Linked DNA regions of Homo sapiens: all the other regions are linked to region 1. A link is a contact called in ENCODE Hi-C or POLR2A ChIA-PET data. All regions are on one chromosome and are shown on one strand. Each heading gives the region's core, a stretch centred on a gene start or an enhancer-like site at or near the end of the contact. The rest is flanking DNA. Distances are from core to core; before and after follow the strand shown. Region 1 holds the start of LINC02043 (long intergenic non-protein coding RNA 2043). Region 2 overlaps ST6GAL1 (ST6 beta-galactoside alpha-2,6-sialyltransferase 1). Region 3 overlaps ST6GAL1 (ST6 beta-galactoside alpha-2,6-sialyltransferase 1). Region 4 overlaps ST6GAL1 (ST6 beta-galactoside alpha-2,6-sialyltransferase 1).

Region 1 (7,492 bases), core at 1,695-4,194:
TGAGTTTTGATCATTCCAACTTCTTTTTGTTCCCTTAGCTCTTGAGGTAGTAGCTGCTTCTTGCAGTTGAAATCTCCATGATATCTCAATATCATCCTTTTTTTTTTTTTTTTTGCCTTTTTAGTTCTCCAATAGTTGTGTGACAATTCCTTATATTAAATTTTCTGTTAAAATAATTGGTGTGGGGTCTATTTCAGTGATTGGACCCTGACTGACAGCAATGTTAAACCTAAGAAATTCTGAAAGTAAATACACCTTAAAACTAAGTAAGTAAAAATTAAAAACAGAAAAGTTAATTTGCAACTTATGAAAAGAAAACATGACAAGTCTGAAGATAACTAAAAAACTAAACAGATGCAAACCTCTGACGAAAATTCTGAAAATCGGCAGGCCGCAGTGGCTCACACCTGTAATCCCAGCACTTTGGGAGGCCGAGGCGGGCGGATTACCTGAGGTCAGGAGTTCGATACCAGCCTGACCAAGATGGTGAAACCCCCATCTATACTAAAAATACAAAAATCAGCCGGGCGTGGTGCCACATGCCTGTAATCCCAGCTTCTCGGGAGGCTGAGGCAGGAGAATTGCAGGAACCTGTGAGGCGGAGGATGCAGTGAGCAGAGATTGCGCCATCGCACTCCAGCCCGGGTAACTGGAAAACTAATTTTTAAACTAACAAATCCAAACGTAAATCTCTCAGCAGTTACCTTGGAACCACCCCCTCTGAATTAACCTGTCAGGTGCTAAGTGGCTTGCACACCCGGTCCACTGCCAGGCTGGGCAGCCGGCGCTGGCGGGTGGGAGCAGCCCCGAGCCAGCTCCGGCTCCTCCTAGGCTCGGCCGAGCCTTAGGAGGCGTGGCCTCCGCGAGCGTCTGCCTCCGCCCGCCGCGCTCGCGCAGGCGCACTAGGGGTCCCCGTCCCGCGAGGTCCTTCGCCGGGCGGCGGGAGCTAGACGAGCACGCAGGGCACCCCTCGGGCTCCCGGGAGGCGGCCCTGGGCGTCCCCTTTCTGCCGCCGCCGCGGCCCCGGCTGCTTTCTGCGTAGCTGGGCAGGGCCCGGGCCCCCACATCGCCTCTCTCGGGAATGCGGGCGCTCTGGAGCCGGGGAGCCGGGGCGACCGCAGGGAGGGCAGCTCTCCGGGGTGGAGGTCCTCGGGCGCCGCGCCCTCGCCTGGAAACCAGCCGTCGCCCCCGCAGGAGTCAGCCGGCGTGGACGCCCCAGCACGCTCCTTCTTGGTGCTGCCGGTCGCCCTGCAATTCCGAGAAGAAAGTCAGAGACGCCGTGGCCCACAGAGGCGCTTAGTTTTCCTCGCTCACACTCACGTTGCTTCCTCATCGCGTTCTTCTTTTTCTCCCTGGGTGCTTTCTCTCCTCTCCAGGAAAGCGGATTTGGAGGAACAGGTTTCGTGACTGTCATCCAACTGGAAAAGGCCCCGCGAGCTGGAAGGGGGGGCGGGGGGGGGGACGGGTGCACCCTCAGAGTTATTGCTGGAGGCTGTGGCCAGGCCGGGCAATGTGGTGACTTCCGCTGGCAGGCTGAGGCCCACCCCAGCCCTCCCACCTGGGCCACGGGGCTCTCAGCGGGAGCCCCAGTTATGACCGGACACCAGCGCACCGCCAAGGAGACAGCCACGTGGGGACATGCCGGGCTAGCAGGGTCAGAGCCACTTTGAGGACTAGTGACCTCGGTTCCCTGGCTTAACCAGGTCCTTATGGGTGAGAATCCTGAAGAGGGGGAGAGGGATGGAGGCGAGGGACAGTAGGCAGGAGGAGCTGATGAATAGGAAGGAGGAAGAAGATGAAATAAACAAGAAAGAAAGAAATTACGTTCAGAGCGCTGCTCACCTTTTCCATGTCTTCTGCACCTTCATAGCCTTCAAAGGTGTCCATGGAGCTAAACTCCCTGCTGGAGCAGCCTTGGGGAAAGAAAGGAAAGGATGGGGCCTCTCTGGGGTGGGAGGACAGCCCCTCTGCCCATGGCAGGGTGTAGCAGGCAGTGCCTGTTGCAGGCGGGGTCCTCCCCATCTCTAACTCCTGCTCTCCCAGGGCCTGCACTCCGCTGGGCTGTGAAGGGAGTCTGATTTTTTCAGGCTCTTTCCAGCGCTGAAATGCCTTAATTCACTGAGAAGAAGCGTCCACATGCTTTTCATGGCCCTACCTCCCTGTTCGTCCAAGAAAACAGTCGTCTTTTTTGCTTGCCTGTCTTCTAACCATGCCTCCGTCCCTTCTTCCTCCCCTGTCTATTTCCCACCCTCCTCCCCTTCTTGCCTCCTTTTCTTTCCCGTAATTAATGTCCATTTCCCATCTCCCTGGCAGCCTCTGCCAAGTGTCACTGCTCCCCATAAGGGAAAATAAGAGGAACAAGCAAGTGCATCCATCCCTGCCTCTCTCCGCAGTGAACTGATAAACCCATCAGTCTTGCCCGTGGTGCACCTGTTACATCCCCGGGAGGTGTTGGACACTGTGGGGAACAGCAGCCACCGCCAAATACTCAGCAACTGCCCTGTGCCTGGTGGGATGGTAGGCGTTTGTCAAAGTTTAAGCCTCACAACCCTGTAAGGGTCTCAGCCCCCTTTACAGTTGGGGAAACAGACAGCAATGGTCACTTGGCCAAGTCCTCTTGGCCTGTGGCAGGGCAGCTGGCTTCTCCAGCCCTGCTGCTCTTTACCCTCGCTCTGAGTGAGATGCGGTTTCTGCGCCACACGGCTCACAAGCCAGGGTAGGGAGCCGAGCATCTGCATAAAGCTCCCAGCACAGGGCAGCCCCAGACTGAGGCTCGGCTGAGTAATCCACGCGGCGGGAGCCGTGCTAGGAAAGTGTCTGCTCAGGCGAGAATTCAGGGAGGTTTGGGCAGGCCTTGAGGGGCGGACAGGACTGGAGAGGGAGGGCCTTCTGGGCAGAGGCATGGCGGGAGGGCTGTAGGCGGCAGTGGAGGGAGCTGCAGTTATCTGGGTGAGCAGGCAGCGGACAAGTGACGTCTCCCGGCCTGCTGCCCCAGGCCCCCCACAAGCCGCGTTCTGGGGCCGTGGCCTCCCCAGAGCAGATCAGTGGGGGCTGTGTGAGCAACACTGGGGGCAGCTGGGCAGCGCCTCCCTGGAGGCCCCTCTGAAATCCCGCCGGATGCTGGCAGGCTCCAAGGGGGCTGGACACCATCTTCTCAGGTTGAAGCAAGTCCTGGTTGAGTTCCTAGTCCAGGAGGTGGGATGGGTGAGGGGTGGAGGGCAGAGGAGAAACTGCGTCAGGGATGTGTCCGCCACCTTCATCCTCCAGACGGGACTTGGGAGCGGCTGCAGGAAACCCTGAGAGATTCCTCTTTAGGGAAGTCATCCAGCCCTGGGGTCCCCTTATGCCGGGAGCAGTGAGGACAGAAGAATGACCATCTATCTTGCTGAAAGCTCTGTGAGGGAGGAACGGAAGAACGGAGGGAGCTACGACCTTGACCATCCCCTGAGTGTCCATGGCCTCTGTGCTCCGGATGATGCCGGGGCTGCCAGGGACCACAGAGCCACCCACTGGGAGGCTGGGGGTTGGCCTGGCTCAGGGGCGTTCGTCAGCCATAGACACCCACAGCATGTGGTGGGCAGGGCTGGGAGGTGACACAGGAACTGAAAAACCTGAGAAGCTCCAGCCACTCCGCAGGGTAAGTGCCACCTGGGGTAAAATGATTAGCTGGTTCCAGCCCCTCCGCAGGGTAAGTGGCACCTGGGGTAAAATGACTGCCTGGAGCTGGCAGCTGCTTTCTCTGCTCTCCCCAGGGCCCTGCAGGGAAGCGTGGAAAGGCGGCACAGGGCTGGACCCAGAGGAGCTCTCAGATGCTGGACTGGACTGTTTCAGGGGTCATCTAGCCCATTCCCCGCCTCCAGGCGAGGATTTGCTTGAGCCTGGAAAGATGAAGGATCCTCCCAGTGCCGTCAAGCCCCGGATTCCACCTCCCTGTAGGTGGACTGCCAGCGCAGGCCCTGACAACGCAGAGAAAGACACAGGACCCAGCTGGGCCAGTGACAGCAGGAGCTCCTGGTGCCACAGGTGAGGGTGGGGACGCCTGGAGCACCATGGGGGTCCTGGTTTAGTCTACAGCAGGGTCTTAAAATAGGATGTAAGTGTTACATCTTGACACAGTGTACACATGCTGACACATATTAAAACAAATTTTACACAGCAGTATTATCCTGAGTATGAGTGACGCCTTTTAAGGAGTTTATATTCTATTAATTCCCTTTTTAAAATGCTGGTCCACATCCACTGAATTGATTTTATGACCTACTAATAATGTGTTATAACCCACAATTAGAAAGGCACCGTTCTAGGGCAGGGCAGAGGGAGACAGAAAAGAAAGAGAAGCAGAAAGGAAATAATAAGGACAAAGGGAAGGAAGAACAAAGTGAGGTCAGAGTGGAGGAGGGTGTTTTGTGGGAGGTCACACAAATGCCTGCCATGATGTCCCTTCAGCCCTCTCCTAACACAAACCACATCCCACTCTGTGTCTGCCCTTAAGTCTTTTCCATTGGACCCTGGGTTTATATTTTATTAATATAAAAGAATATATTTTTGGTGGAAGGGATATATAATAGAATATATATAATATATAGAGATAAGATAAATAGAATATATATAATATATAGAGATAAGATATATATAATAGAATATATAATATGTATAGATAAGATACATATAATAGAATATATATAATATATATAGATAAGATATATATAATAGAATATATGTTTGGTGGAAGGGCTATCTTTTTCACCTCTGTAAACCCACAGCTTCTAGCAGAAGAATTAGAATCAGGCAAAAAGCTTAGAGAACACCCCACCCCTAAGTCAAAAAAATTCTCATTTTGCAGGAATGGAAACTGTGACTCATAATAGCCAGCTAGTCAATGATTATTCCCCCCAGTCCCTGGCGCATCAAGATTTGCTGGTAGGTGGTCATAAGCATCATTTTTTTATTTCTAAAGTGAAGACAATGATATCTACTTTGGAGATTTAGTGGAAGGATTAGCAAAATGTACATCAAGAACAGTGTCTGGCCAAGGCAGGGTGTCTCACGCTTGTAATCCCAGCACTTTGGGAGGCTGAGATGGGTGGATCACCTGAGGTTAGGAGTTCGAGACCAGCCTGGCCAACATGGTGAAACCCTGTCTGCACTAAAAAAAAATACAAAAATTAGCTTGGCATGGTGGCGGGCACCTATAAACCTAGCTACTTGGGAGGCTGAGACAGGAGAATCGCTTGGACCTGGGAGGTAGAGGTTGCAGTGTGTCGAGATTGTGCCATTGCACTCCAGCCTGGGGGATAGAGCGAGACTCCATCTCAAAAAAAAAAAAAAAGAACAGTGTCTAGTACACCATAGAAACTCAATAAATAACATTTGCTAGTAATACGAGTAATAACCAGCCAGATGTGTTGGCTCACACCTGTAATCCCAACACTTTGGGAGGTCAAGGCAAGAGGATCTCTTGAGCCCAGGAGTTTGAGACCAGCCTGGGCAACATAGGGAGACCCCGTCTCTAAAAAAAACTTTAAAAATTAGCCGGGTGTGGTGGCCTGTGCTGTAATCCCAGCACATTGGGAGGCCGAGGCAGGAGGATTGCTTGAGTCTGGGAGGTCAAGGCTGCAGTGAGCCGAAATCATGTCATCGCGCTCAGCCTGGGCGACAGAGCAAGACCCTGTTTCAAAAAAAGAGTAACAGCCTCAGAATAGCACCAGTCACTTCAGGTATGCTACTGTTACTAACTTTTCAGGGAGTTTTGGCTGCAGATGTCTTCATCCTAGGCAATGGAAATCATCATAAATACCTAGATAATGTCCATAGAAATCAAAACAAAGCAAACATGCATACATACACCAGCAAAAAACAAATTCAAGCACACAGGCCTTAACAAATACCTTGGTTACATCAACTTTTTTGTTTGTTTGTTTTTGAGACGAAGTCTCACTGTGTCAACAGGCTGGAGTGCAGTGGCATGATCTCAGCTCACAGCAACCTCTGCCTCCCAGGTTCAAGTGATTCTCTTGCCTCAGCCTCCCAAGTAGCTGGGACTACAGGCACACACCACCATGCCCAGCTAATTTTTGTATTTTTAGTGGAGACGGGGTTTTACCATGTTGACCAGGATAGTCTCAATCTCTTGACCTTGTGATCCGCCTGCCTCAGCCTCTGAAAGTGCTGGGATTACAGGCTTGAGCCACCATGCCCGGATACATCAACATTTTAAGTGAGTGTACATTTTTGAAAAATGAATGGAATGATCTTACTCACCCACTGATTTTGCTCAGTATTTTGGGAAAGATATAATCCTCAGAGACTCTGGGCTTCTCCCAGTCTATGTGCCAAAATAAACGTAAAGAGTATGTGTAGAAATGGATAATATAAACGGGAAAGGGAGGGGCAGGAAAATTTATGATAATAAGAGCTCAAGAACGTTCTCTCTTTCCTCTGCAGATCTTTGAAATTCATAGTTTATAAATATAAATGTTTTGGGAAATTTAGTTTTACTGCTTAGTGTTTAGAATACTGTGTGGTTTTTCTTTACAAAGTGAATCTATTAACGAGCAAATTTAGTAGATAATTTAAATTATGCTAATCAGAAAACACAGCCTGGTGCTGCGGCTCATGCCTGTAATCCCAGTGACCAGGAAGGTTGAAGTGGGAGGATGGCTTCAGCCCAGGAGCTCCAGGCTGTTGAGCTATGATCACACTGCTTGCACTCCAGCCTAGGTAACAGAGCAAGACCCCAACTTTAAAAAACAAAAAACAAAAGAACACACTTTTTTGTAAATTAAAGATGGAAGTATTTTGGTCTAAATTTGTCTTTTCCCTTCCACTAGATGGCAGAATGGAGCCACTCTAGATAGTGCTACCAAGTTGGCAGCTCTTCCAACATTTTAAATGGTCAAACTGTATTTTTGTTTTGGTTCCCTCTCTCGTTTAATGAAAAAGAAAGGTAAACATTGCATATGCAAATTTCAGGACCATTTCACTTTGACTGAAAAAGCTGGAGCTGCCTTAAAGAAACTTCTTGGGCCAGGCGCCGTGGCTCACGCCTGTAATCCCAGCACTTTGGGAGGCCGAGGTGGGCGGATCACGAGGTCAGGAGATCGAGGCCATCCTGGCTAACACGGTGAAACCCCGTCTCTACTAAAAATACAAAAAATTAGCCAGGCGTGATGGTGGGCGCCTGTAGTCCCAGCTACTTGGGAGGCTGAGGCAGGAGAATGGCGTGAACCCATGAGGCGGAGGTTGCAGTGAGCCGAGATTGGGCCACTGCACTCTAGCCTGGGTGACAGAGCGAGACTCCGTCTCAAAAAATAAAAAAAAGTAAAAATACAGAAAAGAAACTTCTTGGCCGGGCGTGGTGGCTCACGCCTGTAATCCCAGCACTTTGGGAAGCCGAGGTGGGCAGATCAGGGGGTCAGGAGATCGAGACCATCCTGGCTAACACAGGGAAACCCCGTCTCTACTAAAAAAATACCAAAAATTAGCCGGGCGT
Region 2 (7,492 bases), core at 2,317-4,816, 240 kb before region 1:
CTTGATCTCCTGACCTCGTGATCCACCTGCCTCGGCCTCCCAAAGTGTTGGGATTACAGGCATGAGCCACCACACCCGGCCCAGAGACCACACTTCTAACCTATGTGCTATAATGCCTCACATAATGTGGGCAGGGTAGGGTACCACAGCTCTTGGGGAAGGACGTCAGAGAACACTGGATAGGAGTATGGAGTGTCAGGAGAATTTGCTTCTTGCCTGAGTTGTAGTATGTCACAGCTGGATGATACTCAAGGTATTAAATTCAGACCCATCATTTTCCAGATGGGTAAACTGAGGCCCAGAGAGACAAGAGAATTGTCTAAGGCTACGATGAGTTTGTGGCACAGTTAGAACCAGAGCCCAGAGGCAGGCTCCTAACAGATATTCTTTCTGCTCCAGCAGGACTACACCCATAAAACCATCAGACATTCAAATAAGCAAGCACACCATGAGGGTCAGGTCACCCTCAGTCTTCCTGTATCCAATGGAAAAACAGCCATTCACTTGAGCTACTTGAGATGAATGAGACAGTAATCCATGAAAATAGAAACAGGTGAAGATGAATGATAGTTTTATCCAGAGAAGAGAAACAGAAAGTGGCTGGGGCTGGGATCTGGTTGAGGGATAAGGGAGAAGCCAGCAAGCACTCCCCTCCTGGAACTTTACACATGGCTCTGAACTCACCCACATTAACACCATCTATATGAAGTTCAAAGATTTTCTACCAAAAAAAAAAAAAAAAAAAAAGGTTGCCTTGCCAGGTGCAGTGGCTCACACCTGTAATCCCAGCACTTTGGGAAGCTGAGGTGGGCAGATCACTTGAGGTCAGGAGTTCGAGATCACCCTGGCCAACATAGTAAAACCTCGTCTCTACTAAAAATACAAAAATTAGCCAGGCGTGGTGGCGGGCACCTGAAATCTCAGCTACTCAGAAGGCTGAGGCAGGAGAATCGCTTGAACCCCGGAGGCAGAGGTTGCAGTGAGCCAAGATCGCACCACTGCACTCCAGCCTGGGTGACAGAGACTCTGTCTCCAAAAAAAAAAAAAAAAAAAAAAAAAAGAAAGAAAGAAAGAAAAGAAGATTGCCTTAAAACTGGATGGGGAATTGGAAGCATGGGTTCCAGTCCTGCTCTGTGTCTAACTCACTCCATGGTATTAGATGGACCATGTCACATCTCCTGGCCTCAGGTGCCTTATTTAGACATAACCACCTTGTAAGGCCCTGCTGAGGGGACCAGCTGTTCCTGGAAGAATAAAGCTGTTCTCAAACGCCTGTACTTACCTGCAGGGGGAGTGTGACCTGGGTTTGGAGATCCTCTTAGGGGGCAGGGGAGGAGTTCATGCTGAGAATAAGTCATTGGCAGAGCAGCAGAGCCCTGGGGAACATCTGCCAGGAAAAGGCTACACCAGGGCATGGAGTGCTGCTGCTCAAGACACTGTTTAAAGTAACCTTCTCAGTTAGAAAGTAACAAATACTCACTGGGGACAGTTAGAAAATGCAAGAATAGAAACACACACACACACACACACACACACACACGCACGCACGCACATCTTCAGATATTACCACTGTGCATATTTTGGACTTTTTTCTTCTCAAATCTGTTTTCCCTCTGTTATAGACTGAATTGTGTGCCCCCAGAATTCCTATGTTGAAGCCCTAATCCCTAATGTGACTAATACCCTGTTTGGAAATAGGGCTGTGAGGGAGGTAATTAGGATTAAATGTGTCATGTGGTGGGGCCCTAATCCAATGGGGCCAGTGTCCTTACAACAAGAAGAGACCCGCAGAGCTCTCTCTTTCCACCACGCACAGAGGAAAAGCCATGTGAAGACACAGCCTGAAGGCATCCTTTCTCTGATTCGGAGAACTAGTGACTGAGACTGTGTCTGCTGGCCCAAATCAAGAAGCCCCAGAACTCATGATTGCCATCATGATTAAATTTTAGCTCCAATTATGATATTAATAGACTGTATGGCAGGGGTTCCATCAAAATCACCCAGCTCACCATCGCTGGTTTTAGACCCGTTGTTGATGGAAATCTCGCCCACCTCCCACCCGCCCTGCCAACCCATCCAGATACCTGTCTTTCAGTATCTTGAGAAGAAAAGTTGGAGCTTCCAGAAAGCTTTGGTGATTTAAAGTGCTGGTGGCAAACACCTAGAACCAAATCCCACCTCTGTCGCTTACTTTCTGGGCTCCTGTGAGCAACTTAAACTCTGGGAGCCTGAGTTCTGAGGTAAAATGGTGGTTGGTGGTCATACCTCACAGGGTTTGCCATGAAGATCAAATGAGAGAAGGCATGTAAGACCCTTAGATGGTATATATAATATATTTAACAAATGGCATCAACTATTATTTCAAGATAAGCCCCACTGAGTAATCTGGAAATGTCCTGGTTGCAGTCCAGTCAGTGTGGACTGTTGCTAGGCATATAGGAAGTAGGTCTTCTCTCTCCAGCTAGCACAAAAGCTTCCAAGGAAGCCACTGGGTCTTCTTGTCCCATTGTCTCCTCTCTCAGGCCCACAGGGTACAGGAGGTACTGAGTTGAGTCTCACAGAAACCTTCTTACTCTTATAGTCAAAACTGCATTTATTTAAAGACCTGTCCATTTACATATATCATTTTTCCTGTTGACTCTCATAGCCACACCTGGCACAGAAGTGTCACATGCCTGACTAGGTCTGCTGGCCTGAAACCTAACAGTATGACACCATTCTCTATAAAAAGCCACCTTCTCAATAAGAAAAGTGCCTTTTTTGTTTTGCATGCCTTCATCATGGCCAAGGGAGGGGAGCTGAACAAATGTGGGTCCAGATGGCTTTAGAAGAGAGCTGCTAAAGCCAGGCGCAGTGGCTCATGCCTGTAATCCCAGCACTTTGGGAGGCTGAGGCAGGTGGATCACCTGAGGTCAGGAGTTTGAGACTAGTCTGGCAAACATGGCAAAACCCTGTCTCTACTAAAAATACAAAAAATTAGCTGGGCATGGTGGTGCATGCCTGTAATCTCAGCTACTTGGGAGACCGAGGCAGGGGAATCACTTGAACCCAGGAGGCAGAGCAGGGAGCCGAGAGTGCACCACTGCACTCCAGCCTGAGCGCAAGAGCAAAACTCTGTCTCAAAAAAAAAAAAAAAGAAAAAGAAGAGAGCTGCTGTCAGGAGACCTCTCCGTCTGGGAAAAGAACAAGCCACTCAGAGGCAGAATTCTACCAAAGCAACAGCTATTCTCTCAGTGACTTCTGGGTGCCAGATGTTCTCCTTGTGGAGTGGGGGTGGGGACCCCGTTTACTAATCCACAGAAACAGACACAAAATAGTTAGGATAACTGACCAGGACAAAAGATAGAGAAGACAGACCACCAGCTTTTTAGGATATCAAGGTAAGAAAGGGCAATGATAGAAAGTGTCCATCACAGTTCAGTACCACCACAAGTGCTGTCATGGAGCGGCCAGGACTCGAGTACGAAAGGAACAGCCAGATACTTAGTGTTGCTTACAGGAGGTGAGAAAAGAGAGCTGACTTGCCTAAGAAGCAGCAGGAAAGGCTCTCTTGAGGGTGGGTAGTGTATCCCGGGAAGTGGGCCACCTTCCTCGCAGCCCTGGCACAATGGTGCACAGAGATCTAGAAGTGTAATGGGAAAAAAATCTGCTTCAGTAGAAAGCCATGCATTTTCTGAGCACACTCTTCCTCCCTGTCAGATTCTGATTCCACGGGAGCTATTTCGCAACCCTTTGTGAATTGTAGGCAACTAATACATGTGCCTACTGGGCAGGATGCTGCCCAGGAGAGTTTCAATTGATTTCTCCCCTCCCCCTGCCTTATCTCACAGAAAAACTAGTTCAACTCCTTTACTCCAAATTTGTGTTGCTTTGACTTTTCCTTTGAACCAGTTGTAATATCTGCCTGGTTCCATCATACGAGTAAAATAAAATCTTCATGATGAATTCATTTTTAATATCTGTATGAGAGTCATCATCTTACCTTTTTTTCCCTAAAAATTATCCTTTAACAGAAGTTTTGCCTCCCTTCTGCTAGATGCCTCTCAAGTGGTCTCAAGCTGACTCACCTTCCCTGTTGGGATTTGGGAAGGTGGAGTCATTCGCAAACAGGCAGAGGCAGACATTCAGGTTTCAGTAGTGCCCATCGCTACTATTTACAAAGCACTTGCTGCATACCAGCCTCTGGGTGACATGCTCCACACATAGTAACTCCTTTGATCCTAAAAAAAAACCCTGGATAGTAACTATTCATATTTCTGTGTTACAAGTAAGGGAAATGAGGCTCAGAAAGGTAAAGTAAAGCAACTTGCTGAAGTCACTCACACAGGAAGTGTTGGGGGAGGGATCTGATCAAAGCCTGCCTGACTCCAGTACTCTTAATTCCCAGGCAACCTTACTTTGGCCTTAAATACAGTTTCAAATCTTTGCAGGACTGGGGTTTCGTTCTTCACAGTGAGGAAGACTGAATCATCACGAAGAAGTGCTCAGAGAGTAGGTAGCCTCCGCAGTCCAAGAGAGTGCTCAGGGAGGGCTCCTCCCCTCTCCCCTCTCCTCTTTGCTGCTGCCTGCTCACCTCCAGATCCTACCATCCATGTATCAAACAGAGATTGGTTTCTCTCTAAATTCATTCTCTTCAACCTCAAAGTAGCCCAGCATGGCCTGGAAATCCTACTCCATTCATCAGGTTTACTGACGGTCCCACTCACCTCAATGACAATTATAAATCTCTTTGTTCAAACCTTCTCTACTAAAACCTCTTTCCCCCTCAGCCTCCTTCTGACTTGGCCTTGCATGCCACTTTGCAGAGAAAATAGAAGCCCTCTCATCCTTCTAATACTGACTGCCTCCAGCTACACCACTCGCACCTTCTTCCCTCTGACTCCCGCCTGCTGGGGTTCATCCTCCACTACGCTTTGGCTCCACCACCATCATGTTGTGGGTAACTAATCATTTTCTCCTCTTTTTAGTATATTCACTTTCTCCCTCTATCAACTGGTTTCTCCCTGTTGATTTAAAAGAAAGCTTTTAAAATATACATAACATAAAATTGACCATTTTAGCAACTTTAAGTATTCAGCTTAGTACATTCCTATTGTTGTGTAACTATCACCACCATCTCCAGAACTTTTTCAGCTTCCCAAAATGAATCACAGTATTCATTAAACAACAATTCCACATTCCTTTCTCCTCCTAGCCCTTGGCAAACATCATTCTACTTTGTTTCTACTCCAGGTGTTCCATATAAAGTGGAATCATACAGTGTTTGTACTTCTGTGACTGTCTCCCCTACTGACATTTTTTCCAATTTAAAAATTGTATTAAAATACATATAACATAACATTGACTATCTTAACCATTTTTAAGTGTACAGTTCAGTGATATTAAGTACATTTGTATTGTTGTGCAACTATCACCACAAACCATCTCCAAAACTTTTTCAGTCTTGCAAAATTGAAACTCTATACTCATTAAACAGTAACTCCCCATTCCCCCTCCCACCTCACATTCCCTGGCAACCACATTCATATAGTATTTTGTGTGTGTGTGTGTGTGTGTGTGTGTGTGTGACTGGCTTATTTCACTTGGCATAATGTCTTCAGGGTTCATCCATGTTGTAGCCAATCTCGGTATTTTCTTCCTTTTTTAGAATAATATTTTATTGTATGTATAAACCAGCTTTTGTGTATCCATTCAACATCAACAGACACTTGGGTTCCTTCTGCAGTCCAGCTATTGTGAATAAGAGTAGTCTGAATATGGGGGTATGAATATCTCTTCAAGACCCTTCTTTCAATTTCTGTACATATACGCCAATAAATAAGATTATTAGATTACACGGTAATTCCATTTTTAAGTTTTTGAGGCACTGCCGTACTGTTTTCCACAGTGGCTGACCATTTTCCATTCCCATCAACAGTGCCCACGGATTCCGATTTCTGATCATAGAAGCCACCCTAATGGGGGTGAGGTGGTGCTGTGTTGTATTCTTGGGTTGCATTTCCCTAGCAAAAAAGAGTTGAGTCTCTTTTCATGTGCTTACTAACCATTTGTATATCTTGGAGAAACGTCCATTCAAGTCCTTTGCCTATTTTTAAATTGGGTAATTTGATTTTTTTTATTGTTGTTTGAAGAGTGTTCTATATATTCTGTACATTAATCCCTTATCAGATAGATGACTTGCAAATATTTTCTCCTATTATGTGTGGTGTCTTTTTACTCTGTTGAGAGTATCTTTTGATATACAATTATTTTTAATTTTCATAAAGTCCAACTTGTATATTTTTTCCTTTGTTACGTATGTATGCCTTTGGTGTAATAATGACGAAATCATTGCCAAATCTGATGTCATAAAGTTTTTGCCCTATGTTGTCTTCTAAGAGTTTTATAGTTTTTGGTCTACATTTAGGTCATAGATCCATTTTGAGTTAATTTTTATTTTTGGTGTTAGGTAAGGGTCCAACTTTATTCTTTTGCATGTGGATAGCCAGTTTTCCCAGTATCATTTCTTAAAAAGACTGTCTTTTCCTCATTGAACGATCCTGACACACTCATCAAAAATCATTTACACATATATACAAGACTTTATTTCTGGACTTTTATTCTATTCCAATGGTTTATATGTTTGTCTTTGTACCTCACTCTCTCGATTATTGTAACATATGTATTTTTTGAAATCAAGAAGTGAGAGAACTCCAGCTTTATTCTTATTTTTCAGGATTGTTTGGTTAATCGGGGTCCCTTGAGGTTTCATATAAATTTTAGGATAGCTTTTTCTATTTCTGCAAAAAAAGAAATATCTTTTGGATTTTCACAACGATTGCATTAAATCTGCATATCATATTCGGTATTATTGACATCTTAACAATACTTTTTTCAATCTGTGAACATGGGATGTCTTCCAGGTTTTTGTGTCTCCTTTAATTTCTTTCAGAACTATTTTGTAGTTTTCATTGTATAAGTCTTTCAACTCCTTGGTTAAATTCATTCCTAAGTATTTTATGCTTTTTTATGCTATTCTATTGTAAATGGAATTGTTTTTTAAATTTCCTTTCTAGATCATTCATTGTTATTGCACATAATAGAAAAAATGAATATTTTTTGGGTGTTGACTTCGGATCCTGCTACTTTATTGAATTTGCTTATTTATTCAATATTTTATTGTACTGTACCCATCCTTCTTCCTGTGATGAGGAAGGGACAAAGTAAGATGTGTAAGATTTCATCCCACTACTCAGAACAACGTGTCATTTAAAACTTCTGAATTGCTTATTTCTGGAATTTTTCATTTAGTATTTCCAGCCTGCAGCTGACCACAAATAAATGAAACTGCAGAGAGTGAAACCATGGATAAGGGGCTGACTTCTAATTTCAACTTCTAGCTGCCAAGTTACACAAGAAAGAAACTGAGCTGCACCTTTGGCCCCTCTCCCTTTACTTCTCACATCTAATGCGACATTAAAACCTGTTGACTGCAAATCGCAAGCAGCCCTTA
Region 3 (7,492 bases), core at 2,981-5,480, 220 kb before region 1:
ACAAAGACAAGGTCCATGCCCTCAGAGATATTACATTCTACTGCACGGACATAGACAGTAAAGACGGACAACAACCTACATATAAGATAATTTCGGATTGTGACAAACACTGTGACACTAACAAGCTGAGCTGTGTGCCAGAGACACTGAGGGAATTTCCTTCATAGAGTGATGATTCAGGGAATGCCTTGGAGCTGAGACCCAAAGGATGGCCAGCCTTGGGAAGGGTTCAGAGAAGTCCACCAGTCAGAGGATGCAGCAAGTGTCAGGACCACAATGAGGGCAGGGACTTGACTGTAGACAAGGAGTGAGGGGAAGAAAAATCAAAGATACAGTTACAGAGGTTGGCAGGAACCAGATCATACACGGACATGGGGGCCCAGGTATGAAGTTTGGACGTGATTCTAAGAAAAAAGCCAATCAGGCTGGGCACGGTGGCTCACACCTGTAATCCCAGCACTTTGGGAGGCCAAGGTGGGCAGATCACGAGGTCAGGAGATCGAGACCATCCTGGCTAACACAGTGAAACCTCGTCTCTACTAAAAATACAAAAAAATTAGCCGAGTATGGTGGCAGGCGCCTGTAATCCCAGCTACTCGGGAGGCTGAGGTAGGAGAATGGTGTGAACCCAGGAGGTGGAGCTTGCAGTGAGCCAAGATCACGCCACTGCACTCCAGCCTGGGCAACAGAGCAAGACTCTGTCTCAAAAAAAAAAAAAAGAAAGGAAAAGAAAAAAGCCAATCAAAGGAGAAAACTTTTTTGAGGAGATGGATATTCTAATTACCCAATCTGATCATTGCGCATTGTATGCATGTACCAAAATATCACATGTACCCCATAAATATGTACAATTATTATATATCAAATTTTTAAAAAGAAAACTTTAAACTGACTTGGGTACTTAAAGAGAAAAAAATCCTGTTTGTCAAACCTCCCTGCTAATTGAAAGTTGAACTTTCAAACTCAAATAGGCCTCTAAGAAATCACCAAGAGAAATCCACAACTACTGAGATCCCAGCAAACAAGCCTAGCGAGGGGGAAAGGCTGCAGAAAAAAGAAACTACCACCTCTCTGTAACTTAGAATTAGAGCTCAGAAAAAGAGGCAAATTAGGAGAAGAAAAAATAAATGCATCACTGTATTCAGATTATACAATCACACGCTTAGAAAATTCAACAGAATCAGCTCAAGTTAGTAAATTCATAAATACATCAAAATCCACTGCCTCTAGGTGTAGTTAACTCTAAATAGCTAGAAATTATTATGAAAGAAATTTTATCACAATTTATCACCAAACGCTTTTATATTTTCAAGTTAGCCTAATACATCCTACAACCATTTATGGAAAATTACATTCTGAGTCCGGTTGAAGAAAACAGACATACTATAGATCAGAGTTAAAAAAAAAAAAAACTATGACTTGGCCGGGCGCGGTGGCTCACACCTGTAATCCCAGCACTTTGGGAGGCCGAGGTGGGCGGATCATGAGATCAGGAGATCGAGACCATCCTGGCTAACACGGTGAAACCCTGTCTCTACTAAAAATACAAAAAATTAGCCAGGCGTGGTGGCAGGCACCTGTAGTCCCAGCTACTCGGGAGGCTGAGGCAGGAGAATGGCATGAACCTGGGAGGCGGAGCTTGCAGTGAGCCGAGATCATGCCACTGCACTCCAGCCTGGGCAACAGAGCAAGACTCCGTCAAAAACAAAACAAAACACTATGACTTGAAGGACAAATCTGGTGCATCCCTCATTTTGTAAATAAAGTTTTGTTGGAACATAGCCAGGCCTGTTCATTTACTACTATCTATTGTTACTTCTGCAGTACAACAGCAGAGTTGAGTAGTTGTGACAGACATCATGGCCCTCAAAGCCAAAACTATTTACTATCCGGCCTTTTAAGAAAAGCTTGCTGACCCCTGATATAACTGATCATGTTCTCCAAGCTACTCAGTTCACAGGTGTCTTCTCAGTCCTTATTCTGCCCAAGAATATGTCCCACCTCTGCAGACTTTGATACCAACAGCCAACATCCCTCAAACTCCATCCCCCTTTGCCTTCCATTGTATGGTGCACACCTAGTTCTCCTCTAGCCGGTCTCTGACCCTTCTGACTTTTCCCTGTTCTTTTCTTTGTCCTTTAAATGTAAATCTTTTTCTAGATTTTCTAATTGGTCTTCTTCCCTGGATTATAACCATTATCTCACCTTGATACAAATGACTTGTAAATCTATCTCGATATCTGATCCTTCTCTAGAATTAAGTACTCAACAGCATAGATATCTACCCAGGGAAATCCACACACACTTCAGTCTCAGAACATCCAAAGTGGAATCTGCGTTCCTCTGGAAGCATGCTCCCCTTGGTAAGATACAGCCTGCTCCCAGGCTAGACATCCTGGCTCCTGCCTCTCACTCAAGATCATTTCCAGCTAGATAGTAAGTTCTGCCTCTTACTTCATGAGCCCTCTCAGGTAAGGTCCTTTCTCTTCATCACTGCTACCACAGCCTGGGCAGGCCTGGCACTTCTGACCTGGTTGTGGCAATAGTCCCTAATAATGGAGACATTATAGAGTACAAAACAGGGACTCATAGAGAAGTGAGAAGTCTCCCTTGTTCAAAAACCTCCTAGGGCTCTCCATGGCTTAAAGAATGAAACCTAAAGTCCTTATTGTGACTATCAACGTTCTCTAAGAGCTAATGCCTAGCTACCTTTCTGGCCTCGTTCCTCACCCATCTTCACCCACAAGGACCCACATGCCGTCCAAACAGGATTATTTGTGATGCCCAAACACACTTTTCCCCGTGCAGCCTTTGCTTCTTGCCTTTGCCTTAACTCAGAATACCCTTCTCTTTCTCTCTAGGACAGCTAATAGACAAGAATAGAAGAAAATTTTTAACATAATAAAAGAATAATCACACCGAATTTTATTATGAAGCTACAATTATTATGAGGCACAACAGCAGAGGTGCCAAGAGTGGGGTCTTTGAAGCAAGCACTCTGCTTTCAAACCTCAGTCTGCTATTAGCCAGTTGTGTGACCACTTGAGCCTCCGCATTTAGCTCTCCAGCAAAATGAGACCAATAATCTTATCAACCTCACAGGACTTCTGGGAGGATGAAAAGAGCAAGGCATGTTAGGAACTCAGCAGATGCATAATAAGCATCACTTGTATTGATGATAGTGTTTTAAAATTATGCTACTGTTTGACATGAAAATTCCAGCAAATCTAGGATACTTAACATGTATGAGTAAACTATCAAAAATAATTGAAAATGACTGAGCCCACCATTGGCTGGTTTGTGAGACTGCTGGAGGCAGAGTATGTTATTACACTCTCTCTGATAGAAAATCTTGCTATGGACAAAAAAAAAAAAGTCATAAAATGTCTCTTACTCGTGTCTTCTAGCCTCACTTCTGAGGATATTTCCCTGTTGAATGTCAATAGTGGTTACCTAAGTTATCTGCACAAAAACCTTGTCAGCAATGTTATTTGTAAAAGAAAACCATTTGAAATAATCTGATCCATCCAGTAGTTGGGAAGAGACTCAACAAATTCCAGATGCAGGAGGAAGTGTATGGGCCTGGCACGCTGCCTGCAACTCGGGCTTCAACAAAGGGCCTTTCCCTTCCCTTTCCCCTTTGTATTGTTGATGAATCCATGAATAAATAAAAGAATATATGAATGTCTTAAAATATTTGTTAGACAAAATGCCAAGAGGATATATACCCCATAACAGCAGAACATTCGAAGTCTAACATGCAATTTTGATTACATCTCAGGATCAAAGTCCTTCTGTGGAAATCCTTATTTTGAAGTTGAAACTGCAATCTATAGAAAAATATTATTTGTATTAATGTTTACTTAAATCACCCCAAATCTTTAAGGAGTGCATAAAATTAAAGCTGTAGTTCTAATTAACAGAGCTATCAGGCCCTGTCTCAAACTTCAGTACAATTTCAGCCAGGCACGCAATATTAACTTGACATGAAGAAGAAGGATCAGCTAATACCTAGGATATCCCAAACATTTGCTACATAAGCAGCAAAAATGGAGAAGAAAGAAACTTAGCTCCATTATGGATGAACAAAAACCAATCACATTTAGTTTCTTGAAAACAAAGTCCAAGAAAAACCAAAAATACAAAAGCAGAAGTTGAGGTGGGGCCGGCCAGCGGGGCAGCTGCCTATTTGGGGAGGTAGAAACTGTGATCTCACCATTTCTTTCTGCTCTAGAGAATCCAGTTTGGGCCTACTTTTCTTTGAGAGCCTGTGCTGGGTTTCAGACCATTTTTCCTGGCAGTCAAATGAAGGAAATAAAAAAGGAGACGTATGACCTCACCTGCTCCAGTACCTCCAGGCTGACAGAGGAGCAAAGCTTCCTGTGCTTTGCTTTCTTTAGCTGATTCATTTCAAATAATGGAAAACACATTCAGCATAAGAGAAATAAGGCTCTCTGTTACACAGGTTTACAAATATAGACAGACTTTCTATCTTGATTCACTACAAAGGGTTTCAAGAAAAGCAAATTAATATGTTGTGACCAGTGACTCTGAAACTTTTTTGGGTCACAGATCCCTTAGAGAATAAACTGCAGTCTACAAACTCCCTTCCTGGAAAAATGCACGGACACACTTATACGCATACACATACATTCTACACACCTAATCCACAGACAGTTTTGCACGCAATTGCAGGGATTCATGACCCTCTGAAGTTGGTCCATAGCCCCCAGTTAAGAATTACTGACCCAATTAAATCTTTTCAAAGAGAAAAGCTGAAAATTACCCAGGTTGTTGAGGCCAATAGAGTCCTCCACTAATCAGGAAAAACAACAGAATTTCAGAACCTGGAAATGATGTGCAGATCTATGCTTCAAGTCTTTTCAAAGGTCAATTGTAGGCTTTTGATTATTGGTAGCAGCGGAACTCTCTTTTTCAAATGAAATCTTCTACACAATTCCAATATTTAAAACAGATGAAAATAAAACTATTCTGTTCCCAACACAAAGAAACAATAAATGTTCAAGGTGATAGATATTCTAATTACCCTGATTGGATCATTACACATTGAATACACGTATCAAAATATCCCCATAAATATATCTAATTATTATATATCAACTAAAAATATTAGGAAACAATAATGAAGCTCTTCTAATTGATAAAAGATGCGGGGGCCTAGAGCGCCATCTGTTCAACTCCCTCTGTGTCACTTGTGACTCTGAAAAAAACACTGCCCTGGGCCCACTCCACTGGTCCGCTGAGCCACACTTGGGCCACTTGTCTCCCATACCATCAATATGCCCAGCCAGTCCCAATAAGCACTGCCATTCACAGAACAACCCCAGAACATACCGATTTCTCTGCCTAGTTGGGAGGACTTCAGAGATCCCGCTGACGACACAACAGCACACCTGCCCCAAGGCCCAGCCTTGGTCCTAATGCTCTCCTTGGGCAGATAACCCTCCCATTCAGAGGTATTGAAGGGAAAATCTGTGACCTCTACCATGGATACATTCACATGGTCCCGGAGGTGGCAGCGCAGGGCCTCTGCACTGAACTTGATGCCTGGTCCTGGCCCCTTGTAGGACACTTTGTACTTGTTCATGCTTAGGTAATTCTTCCAGATCTTTTGCAGCCTAGGGATAAGGTTTTTGGAAGAGCTGTCCTTGTTCCACACCTGGAAGGAGGCCTCTGGTTTGGCCTTGGCTAGGCCTCTGAGACTGCCGAGGGTCTGGCGGCCCCTGTGGGGGTCCTGGGTGCTGCTTGAGGATACAGACTGGGAATCAGACCCCATGGCCAATTTCCCCAGACTCTTTAACACCTGGAATTCCTTGGTTTGCAATTTAAAGGAATCATAGTAACTCCCTTTCTTCTTTTCCTTCCACACACAGATGACTGCAAACAGAAGAAAGACCAGGACGCAGCAGCTGAACTTTTTCTTCAGGTTGGTGTGAATCATAATGAAGATGTGTTCAGGGAAGTCACTTTGTTCTGAGCAGGAAAACAAGCCTAAAAAAAGTGAGACAAGGAAAAACAAATGATGTAAAGAAAAACCCAATGTGGCATGAGGCGGAGCGATGGACTGAGCAATAGATTTGAAATGAGGTGACTTGAATTCCAGCCCTGGTCTACCTCCTGGCCACCTCTGCAGCCTGTTAAGCAATTCTCGACAAAAGTCAGACTCAATTTGGGCTTTGAACGTGGACAGCAGTCCCTCTTCCTCTTCCACTCTTCCACTCCCTTCTTCCTCTTGAGCCATGAACACTTTATATGTCCTCCCATCATTACTTTTTCTATGCTGAATATTAGTTTCTGGTTGCCTTGGTCTACCTCTCTGACTGCACTCTGAGTTTCTTGAAGTCAGAAACCACATCTTGCAAATCACTCAGTTCCTAGGGCCTTGTAACATTTGTTAAATGAAGCCATGCATGCTTGAAAAAAAAATAGAATAAAAAAAAGCAGGCTGACTGTTTTACATCACCAGACCTAAACTTCCTAAAATAGTAAGTGGCCCAACACCCCTTCAAAATGGCCAGAAAAAGACTTCTCGTTATAGATGATGCCATAGATTTCTGATGTATCTCTCTAAGGGCTGCGATGCTGGACTCCTGCATGAGAAGATCGAGGGTTATCTCCACCACAGTTTTGTGCAGTGCCCTGCAAGAAGAGCACTGCTGAGACAGGAAGCTGACTCACCTCATGATAGAGGCTAGGAATTCTGGGTAAGATAGCAGACATGTAGCCAACTAAGGAAATGGAAACAAAAATTCATTAAGCACGCTAGATGTTATTTCACTTAACTTCACCATAACCAGGGCCACCATGAGACACAACTCTGGGGGCACCACGCATAGCATAGTCTAATACGAAGGGCATCTCCTAACCTGTACAGGGTTCACTTCAAAGGTGTTATAATCTCCATTTTATGGATTAGCAACCTGAGGCTCTAAGAAGTCAAGGGAAGTGCCCAAGCTCACAGAGCTGAGGAAATGGTTGCACTGAGGTTCAAATCGAAGTGGATTTGATTCCATAACCCATGTCCTTTCCAGTACAACATGCACAGAACTGCAAGAAGCTCTGGAAAATAGATTTCACTGAGCAAATAGAGACTGAATAGTCTCTTTATTTCTGAGTAAACACCTACTTTGTTTTCTCAGAATTTATTGTGTAACTGAATGGAAACTGGAAGCACTTTGAACTCAAATAATGTCTGTATCTTTTGGAAAACATTACATTCTTTCCCCAATCACTGGGTTTATTTACAATAATAAATCAAAGCAATCACCTCCGGGGTTTTGCTAACCCACTAGGGGTCTGAGGTCCCTTCCCATGGATCCCGCTCCTAAGGATATCAGGAAAAGGTAGTAGGAGTACTGGACTGGGTGTTCACAAAACCTGGGTTCTTATCCCCATTCTTGGTGACCTTGGGCAGGTCACTTAATATTTCTGCCCCTGAGTTTTTCAGAATAATTATCTCTGCCCTATGTGA
Region 4 (7,492 bases), core at 3,286-5,785, 160 kb before region 1:
CATGAACACATGCTAGTGCTGTGCTGCTGGGCAGTTTCTCTCGCTCTAATGATCATTAAGAATCTGGCAGGTGGAAATGAGTCACCTGCATTCAATAGATAGAGATGAGAAGCTTTAGGCCAAGCTTGGTGGCTCACACCTGTAATCCCAGCAATTTGGGAGGCCAAGGCGGGCAGATCACTTGAGGTCAGGAGTTCGAGACCAGCCTGGCCAATATGGTGAAACCCTGTCTCTACTGAAAATACAAAAATTAGCCAGGCATGGTGGAATGTGCCTGTAATCCCAGCCACTGGGGAGGCCAAGGCAGGAGAATCGCTTGAACCTGGGAAGCACAGGTTGCAGTGAGCTAAGATCGCACCACTGCACTCCAGCCAGGGCGACAGAGCAAGACGCAGTCAAGAACTAAGCCACTTGCCCAAGGTCATGGAGCTGGTACAGAGCTAGGATTCAAACCAACTCATCTAACTCCAAAGCTTGTGGCTACAGCACCCAGAGGAAAGACTGCCCCTACAGATAAGGGTGGATAAGGAAGGGTTCCTGTGAAGTAAGAGTGTTGACCGGGACCTTGCTGGAGCAGTGCTGGAAGGACATCCAGGAGGTCCACAGGGTCCCTGAGATCCCTTGGGAGAAGACATGCAAAATCAAATGCCCTCAGTTATTCTGCTATTTTTCAAATAGTAAATGCTACCTGGTGGGCACCTTGGAATACTAATTATCTTACATAAACTCAAATTGATATGTTCTCTATGCTGACAGCAAGTCAAATACACAAAGCTTTTAATCATTAGCTTTGCATCCAAAGCTCAAGCTTTCTGCCAGCTCCCACTAGCCTGCCAACAATGTTATCCAGGTTCCCTCGAACATGGTGCATAGGGCTTCATGCTCTGTGAGGTCTAGCAACACACCATCACAGCTAGAAAAGATCTTAGTGGACATCAGCCCAATCCTCTATCTGATGAATAAAAATCCCCCACTCAGTAGCAACAAAAAGTGGCCAGCCAGCATCTACTTCCACATCTGTAATAATGACAACCCTTCTTTCAAGACAGCCTGTCTGCAGAGAGCAAAATATTAATTAAGAAATGTTTTTATACGTTGGACTGAACTCTTCCCCATTCCCCTAAGTATCCATTTCCTGGTTCTAACAAACGTCTGTTCTTTTTTCCAAAAAACAACCTTTTAAGACTATGGCACTCTTCTAAACCTTCTCTTTTTCAAGCTAAATAGTCTCAGTCTTTGAATCATTCTTTAGATAATATGGTTTCTGAATCTCCTAACTTTTCTGTTTATTGTCCTCTGGGCCTATTTCCATTTGCCCCCCTCACTCTTAAAAGAATGACAATAAGCTCAGTTCCAGGTGTGACCCAATTACTGTAAAACAAGAGGAATGACTACACCTCTACGATGCAAATACTGAAAGTTTCTGGTTAGTTTTTAGTAGCTTCATGTTAATGATTCTCACTTAGTTGAAATCAGGTGCACTAGCCTTTTTTTGTTTTGTTTGGTTTGGTTTGGTTTGGTTTTTTGTTTTGACACAGGGTCTGGCTCTGGCTCTGTCGCCCAGGCTGAAGTGCAGTGGTGTGATCTCAGCTCACTGCAACCTCCACCTCTCGGACTCAAGCCATCCTTCCACCTTAGCCTCCCTAGTAGCTGGGAATACAGGCACACACCACCACCTCCAGCTAATTTTTGTAATTTTTGTAGAGATGGGATTTCACTATGTTGCCCAGGCTGGTCTCGAACTTCTGACCTCAAGTGATTCCCCCCACCTCAGCCTCCCAAAGTGCTGGGATTACAGAGTGTGAGCAACTGATAACCTCACTAACTTTTCTTACAAGTCCTAATCCTTAACCCCACCACCACCCGCCCCCACCACCACCCCCCCACCCCAAAACACACACACAGCCTGGCTTAACCATTGGTATTTGGAGCCTACAGCTAGGTCTTTACATTTATATTGGTGCAGCCTGTCTTTCCTCACTCAGTCCTTCCTGTAAGCTGTTAAATTTATAGGGAATCTCGATTCTGGCATATACAATAGCTTCTACCCCTCTCAGCTTCAAATTTTCCGTCAGTGTGATCAACAAGCCCTTTATGTGTTAATCTAAATCACAGGTTAGAGCTGAGGAAGCATTATCCCCATGACCAACACAAATTAGCACCCGTTAGAGACACTTCCAGAAGCCCTACGTGTAAACCAACTGAACCATCATCCAGTCCACATTTACCATGTCGTCTATGAGAACAGAAATCCTGTTACTGAGGATACAAAGATGTTCACTGTCTAATCGAAGAGTTTTAAGTTAATTACCACCACAACCAATGTCAATTAAAGTGTATGCTTCTGTATCATACAAAAATGCCTGACCACTGAGGAGATACTTGGGATGGTCTTTAACATATAGGCTATATGGCCATATATAAATTTTACTGTGCCGACACCACAAACAGGAACTAAAGCAGAGGTATGAGAAGCTAGGCATGACTGCCAACTGGAAAAGAGGTTACCTTACACCATGGGATATTATGCATACAGAAAAACTAAAGTGCTTTTAAATACGAGCCCCAATAACTCTGTGTCTCAAGTTCTAGCATAAGAAGCAGCAGCAGAAACATATTTATTTAATGATAATAATAATTCCCTTAAATATCATAGTTATCACTTGTTGAGTACTACCATGTGCTATGCATTTTCCATAGGTCAACTCAGTTACTGCCTGATACAGTTGGTTTATAATTATTCCTTTTGAAAATTTAAATTTTATTTCTCTCCCCCTAGGTTTCTCCCATCTCCGTAAGATCTTGAGGACCTTCAACAGCACTTCAGCAAAAAACATTTTCAGGTTTCCTCAGGTAATTCGTTCAACCAACCAACCATCCCTTAGATAAATAAATATTTCTCAAATTCTCCTAAGAATAAGACACTATGCTGGGTGCTGGGGAATCTGGCTGACTTTAAGCAACTACATTTCTTGGCTTTATTTCTTGTGGGCCGTGGGCTTCAATTTTCTCCCCCAAAGGCTTGTTGTATCCTCTCTCCCCATTGTTAGCTGTGGACCTTGGGTAGGTTACCTAAAACACTGATGTAATACCCTTCACTGGATAAGGAAGGTGGTAAGGTATGTATGTGCCTAGCGTAGTTCCAGGGACATAAGATACTTACTAACCTTAGGGGCTTTTCTTTCTTCTTTCTTTCTTCCTTTCTTTCCTTTCTTCCTTCCTTCCTTGCTTTCTTTCCTTTTCTTTCCTTCCCTCCCTCCCTCCCTCCCTGTCTCTCTTTCTCTTTCTTCCTCCCTCCCTCCCTTCCTTCTTTCTTTCCTTCCTTTCCTATGCAGTCTGCCTGACTTCTCTCAGAAATGGTAAGAGTAAAATAGAAGTTGATTGTTCTGTTTTCCCCCAGGACATCTGTGAACATTACATCATTTGCCACCATTAGGGAACTAAGCCTGTATTCACTGTATATCACTTTTTTTTAAAAGGAAAGAAAGAAAACCTTTGGTTCTGAGTATGTTTAGCAAGTCATGGTTCCTTGTTTTTCTTTTTCTCCTGACACTATTCTTTCTATAAAATCCAAAGGAAATGACCTTAGATCATTTAAATTCAAGTTTCAGAGAGGTGGCTCGACTTGCTATAAGATGCATCTGATTTGACATCAGGTTCTTCTGATCGCAAGTCTGGGGTCTTTCCGCCTCATTTGGCCAACTCTCTTGTCCCCTTGCTTCCCCAGACTCACCGTGATATTCCTTTACCTCCATCCAGAACTCAGATAACGTGTCACTCTAGTCACCCTGAAGATTTGCCTCTTGAAAACATAATCGCCGTGCAGTAAAGAGGAGACCAAAATAGAACCACATACAGCTGCCGAAAAGTGCTGAAGAATATGGCGCTAAGGAGAGAAAGACACCACTAGCCAAAGGCAAGTGGATCAAAAAGCAACCCCCTACATTGGACATTCTTGTTATTTTGTTGTGGTGGTGGTGGTGGTGGTGGTGGTCATTGTTGCTGTTGTTGATACAGGGACCTGTCTAAATTCTATAGTATTTAATACTGTATTCAACAAATATTTACTGTTGAATATTTATTGAATACAATATTCAACACTATGTGCCAGGCATGATAGAGGCCTGGACTGAGTAGCGACTCTTTGGTATGAACCAGATATAACTTGCACGATGTTTCACAAGCTGGTTTGGATGTTATTAGCTTAGTGTGTCATTTACCCCATCCCTACTCACACCCGAAACATGATATTTTGTGGAGCTAAAAAAAAATACCTCAAACAAATCACTTCCTCAAACGGCAACCTAATCTCTGCTTCCTTATGGCGGGGTCTCTTGACTTGCTTACACTTCCCCACTTTCTACTGGTTCCTCAAATAACTGAAGTCGGTTCACATCATTCCACTGAAACTGCCTTTCTAATTGCAAAATCTAAAGAGTCCTTTCCAATACTTATTTCAAACAGGCGTCTCTGGGTCTTTTTCAAACTCCCTCCCACTAATGCCTTTCAGGCATCCTCCCCAGCTTAGCCTCCCCTGGGACCAGCTTCCTGCCAGTCCTGAAATGCCCACATACACGGGGAAGATTCCTGCTTCCACATGACCAGCCCCCAGTGACATCTCCCTCAGACTCCAGACCTCGTCTTTTTTTCTTTTTCTTTTTTCTTTTTTTTTTTTTGAGACAGGGTCTCACTCTGCCACCCAGGCTGGAGCGCAGTGGCGCAATCTCGGCTCACTGCAACGTCCACCTCTGAGGCTCAAGCAATCGTCCCTCCTCAGCTTCCTGAGTAGCTGGGACTATAGGCATGCTCCACCAGGACCAGCTAATTTTTTTTTTTTTTTTTTACTTTTTGAAGAGACGGGGTTTCGCCATGTTTCCCAGGCTAATCTCGAACTTCTGAGCTCAAGATGCACCCACCTTGACTTCCCAAAGTGCTGGGAGTGCCTAGCCTCAGATCATATCCTTTCAAAAACTTTTAGAGACCTGCACAAAAGCTTTATATTCTACGCTTACTCACTTTAAAAAAAAATGTATTAAACATTTGCTAAGTGCTAAGTATAATTCTTAGTGCATAGGATACTACAGTGAATAACCCAGATGAAGATCAACACCCTTAGAGTTTTACATACTAGCAGAGGGAGACACTAAGAGCCGTAAATATAACAAATTAAAAAAATTATTTGGTATCTTAAAAGATGCTAAGTGCTTAGAGAACAAAGTAGAGTACAAGAAAGGGGGGATAGGGCCAGGCTCAGTGGCTCACGTCTGCAATCCCAACACTTTGGGAGGCTGAGGTGGGCGGATCACTTGAGGTCAGGAGTTCGAGACCAGCCTGACCAACAAGGTGAAACCCTATCTCTACTAAAAATACAAAAATTAGCCATGTGTCATGGTGGGCACCTGTAATCCCAGCTGCTCAGGAGGCTGAGGCAGGAGAATCACTTGAATCCAGGAGGTGGAGGTTGCAGTGAGCCGAGAACGTGCCACTGCACTTCAGCCTGGGTGACAGAGCGAGACCCTATCTCAGAAAGAAAGAAAAGAGAGAGACAGAGAAAGAGAGAAAGAAAGGACGGAAGGAAGGACGGAAGGAAGGAAGGAAGGAAGGAGGGAGGGAGGGAGGGAGGGAAGGAAGGAAGGAAGGAAGGATGGAAGGAAGGAAGGAAGGGAGGAAGGGAAGGAAGGAAGGAGGGAGGGAGGGAGGGAGGGAGGGAAGGAAGGAAGGAAGGGAGGAAGGGAAGGAAAGAAAGGGGAGATCGGAAGTACTGGGTTGAGGTAGGTTTCCATTTTCCAAAGGGCAGTCAGAGGAGAACTCACTGAGAAGGGGACATTTGAACAAAGAGTTGCAGATAGTGGAGGAATGAGTCCCACAATATCTGGGGAAGCGTGTTTGCGGCAAGGCTCAAGGCAGGAGTGCACTGGTGTGCACTGGTTGGAAGGAAAGGATCAAGGAAGAGGGTACATGGAGACGGGGTCCGGGAGGAACAAACAACGATGTCGGGGAGGTGGAGGAGTCTGGGCAGGGCCTTTGAGGTCTTGGCAAGAACTCTGGCTTTTAGCAAATAAAATAGGAGCTGCTGCAGGAGGCTGAGCAGAGGAACAACCAGATCTGACTTAATATGCCAGAATTGCTCAGGCTGCCATGTGGGAACAGGAATAGGGGGCAGGGATAGTAGTAAGGAGACAGCAGCAGTCCCAGTGAGCGATGCTCATGGCTTAGACCAGCTGGTTGCAGTGGAGGCAGAGAAGTGGGTATATTTTAGACGTGCTTTGAAAATCATGCCCGATATTTTAGATGTGAGTGTGAGAGAGAGAAGAGTCAAGGATGATTCCAAGGGTTGGAGCCCAAGCAACTAGACGGATGGTGCTACTTTAATGGAAAAAGAGGAGACAAAGGAAGAGCAGACCTGGGGGCAGAGGAAATCTGGAGTTCAGCTTTGGATATTCTGAGTTTGAGATGAGACTGTCAAACAGAGCGTAAAGTAGGAAGCCTGATAGGAAAGTCTAGAGGTCAGGGAGAAGGTGTGAGCTGGAGATCCATATTTGGGAGTTATCAGCATGAGAGCTTTTCGGATGTTCTTGATCAGCTAGTGGAATTTTTCTCCACCCAGCTGCATGACTGTTTACTCTGGAGCAAGGATTCCTGGGCGTAAACCTAACTCCTCCACTCCTCAAAGGTCTGATCTTGGACAGGCTACTCAACTGCTCTCAGTGTCTGTATCCCCAAAAGTGCCTACTTCTTTTATTATGAGGAAAAAATGAGGCAATTCGTGTTAATTACCTTGCACATAGTAATAAGCACTCCCTATATAATAACCATTATAATCCCCTCCCTTCCTCTCTCCACCTCTTACTACCTTGCTAAGCTTGGTATCTTCAACTTCCCTTTTTTCTCACCTCATATTCAACTCATCCCTCACCCTGAGTGCCCCTGGATCACTGTCCACGCCAGTGCCTCACTGCCCCTAGAGCAATCCTATAAACAGTGTTGATTCCAACTGAATAGGTCGCAAGCTTCTATTTTCTACTCTCAGAATATTTCTTAAATCTGCCTCCCTCTCTTTGTTTTCTCATTATTTCCCATCTGAGTTCCCAATAAGTTTTACTTAAATCTCAATTATATTCTAATCAAATTAAAATGTCATTTTAATGTGCCTACATGTCTGTCTTCCCTTAAAACCGTAAGCATTTCAACTGCCAAGTAATAATTATCACTGTATCCCTAGCACCTTTATGTCCAGTGCCCAAACCGTGGTAACTATCCAGTAAATATTTGGTGAATGAATGGAAACATTTTATTGGCTAATTATTACCTGCTAGACACTCTGTGAAATTAAAATACAACCATCACTACCATATAAACTACAATTCCTGCCCACAAAGAGTTTTGAGAGACAAACTTAGCGTACCTGAGACAGAAAACAAAGCAGCCAAATAAATGTAATTAGATTACTATTAAAAAGAGAGAATTGGGGCTGGGCGCGGTGGCTCATGCC

Evidence for each region. A loop is a pair of places that touch in the nucleus more often than their neighbours do. ChIA-PET counts read pairs that join two places held with the same protein, here RNA polymerase II (POLR2A). Pooled maps may share reads with other maps.
Region 2: a loop to region 1 is called in a map of PC-9, with 3 times the contacts of the local background. The contact joins the enhancer-like site here to the promoter of LINC02043 in region 1. A Hi-C loop is called at or near these places in 1 of 168 maps with a recorded cell type or tissue (PC-9), 5 of 37 single-sample maps with no recorded cell type and 7 of 50 pooled maps. POLR2A ChIA-PET finds 5 or more read pairs at or near these places in 1 of 52 experiments (RWPE1).
Region 3: a loop to region 1 is called in a pooled map, with 3 times the contacts of the local background. The contact joins the enhancer-like site here to the promoter of LINC02043 in region 1. A Hi-C loop is called at or near these places in 6 of 50 pooled maps. POLR2A ChIA-PET finds 5 or more read pairs at or near these places in 4 of 52 experiments (HepG2, activated B cell, activated CD4-positive, alpha-beta T cell and 1 more).
Region 4: a loop to region 1 is called in a pooled map, with 2.5 times the contacts of the local background. The contact joins the enhancer-like site here to the promoter of LINC02043 in region 1. A Hi-C loop is called at or near these places in 4 of 50 pooled maps. POLR2A ChIA-PET finds 5 or more read pairs at or near these places in 4 of 52 experiments (CD4-positive, alpha-beta T cell, PC-3, WTC11 and 1 more).

What each region holds. Positions count from the first base shown.
Region 1 is chr3:186,820,973-186,828,464 of GRCh38, reverse strand. LINC02043 (long intergenic non-protein coding RNA 2043) reads left to right here and starts at 2,944. Exons shown (of 4, transcript NR_125409.1): 1 at 2,944-3,158; 2 at 3,753-4,023; 3 at 4,844-4,920. It also overlaps the pseudogene MCF2L2P1. RefSeq lists a silencer at 872-1,111.
Region 2 is chr3:187,060,650-187,068,141 of GRCh38, reverse strand. The region is part of intron 5 of ST6GAL1 (ST6 beta-galactoside alpha-2,6-sialyltransferase 1); the gene reads right to left. Among named protein-coding and RNA genes, the nearest start is that of RPL39L, 75 kb to the left of the region's middle. RefSeq lists a silencer at 1,332-1,381 and an enhancer at 2,329-2,508. Within about 2 kb of position 3,566, at least 17 of the 41 ENCODE cell types and tissues checked have a DNase peak (open chromatin) inside an H3K27ac peak, as active enhancers do; they include PC-9, where a contact is called at or near this core.
Region 3 is chr3:187,041,174-187,048,665 of GRCh38, reverse strand. ST6GAL1 (ST6 beta-galactoside alpha-2,6-sialyltransferase 1) reads right to left here. Exons shown (of 8, transcript NM_173216.2): 4 at 5,356-6,012. The coding sequence starts at 5,962. Among named protein-coding and RNA genes, the nearest start is that of RPL39L, 95 kb to the left of the region's middle. RefSeq lists enhancers at 4,023-4,132, 4,243-4,512, 6,763-6,832. Within about 2 kb of position 4,230, at least 9 of the 41 ENCODE cell types and tissues checked have a DNase peak (open chromatin) inside an H3K27ac peak, as active enhancers do.
Region 4 is chr3:186,982,959-186,990,450 of GRCh38, reverse strand. All of the region lies in intron 2 of ST6GAL1 (ST6 beta-galactoside alpha-2,6-sialyltransferase 1), which reads right to left. It overlaps LOC124906314 (a long non-coding RNA gene), which reads left to right. Exons shown (of 3, transcript XR_007096208.1): 2 at 2,780-2,853; 3 at 3,760-7,154. Among named protein-coding and RNA genes, the nearest start is that of ST6GAL1, 56 kb to the right of the region's middle. RefSeq lists an enhancer at 4,241-4,370. Within about 2 kb of position 4,535, at least 8 of the 41 ENCODE cell types and tissues checked have a DNase peak (open chromatin) inside an H3K27ac peak, as active enhancers do.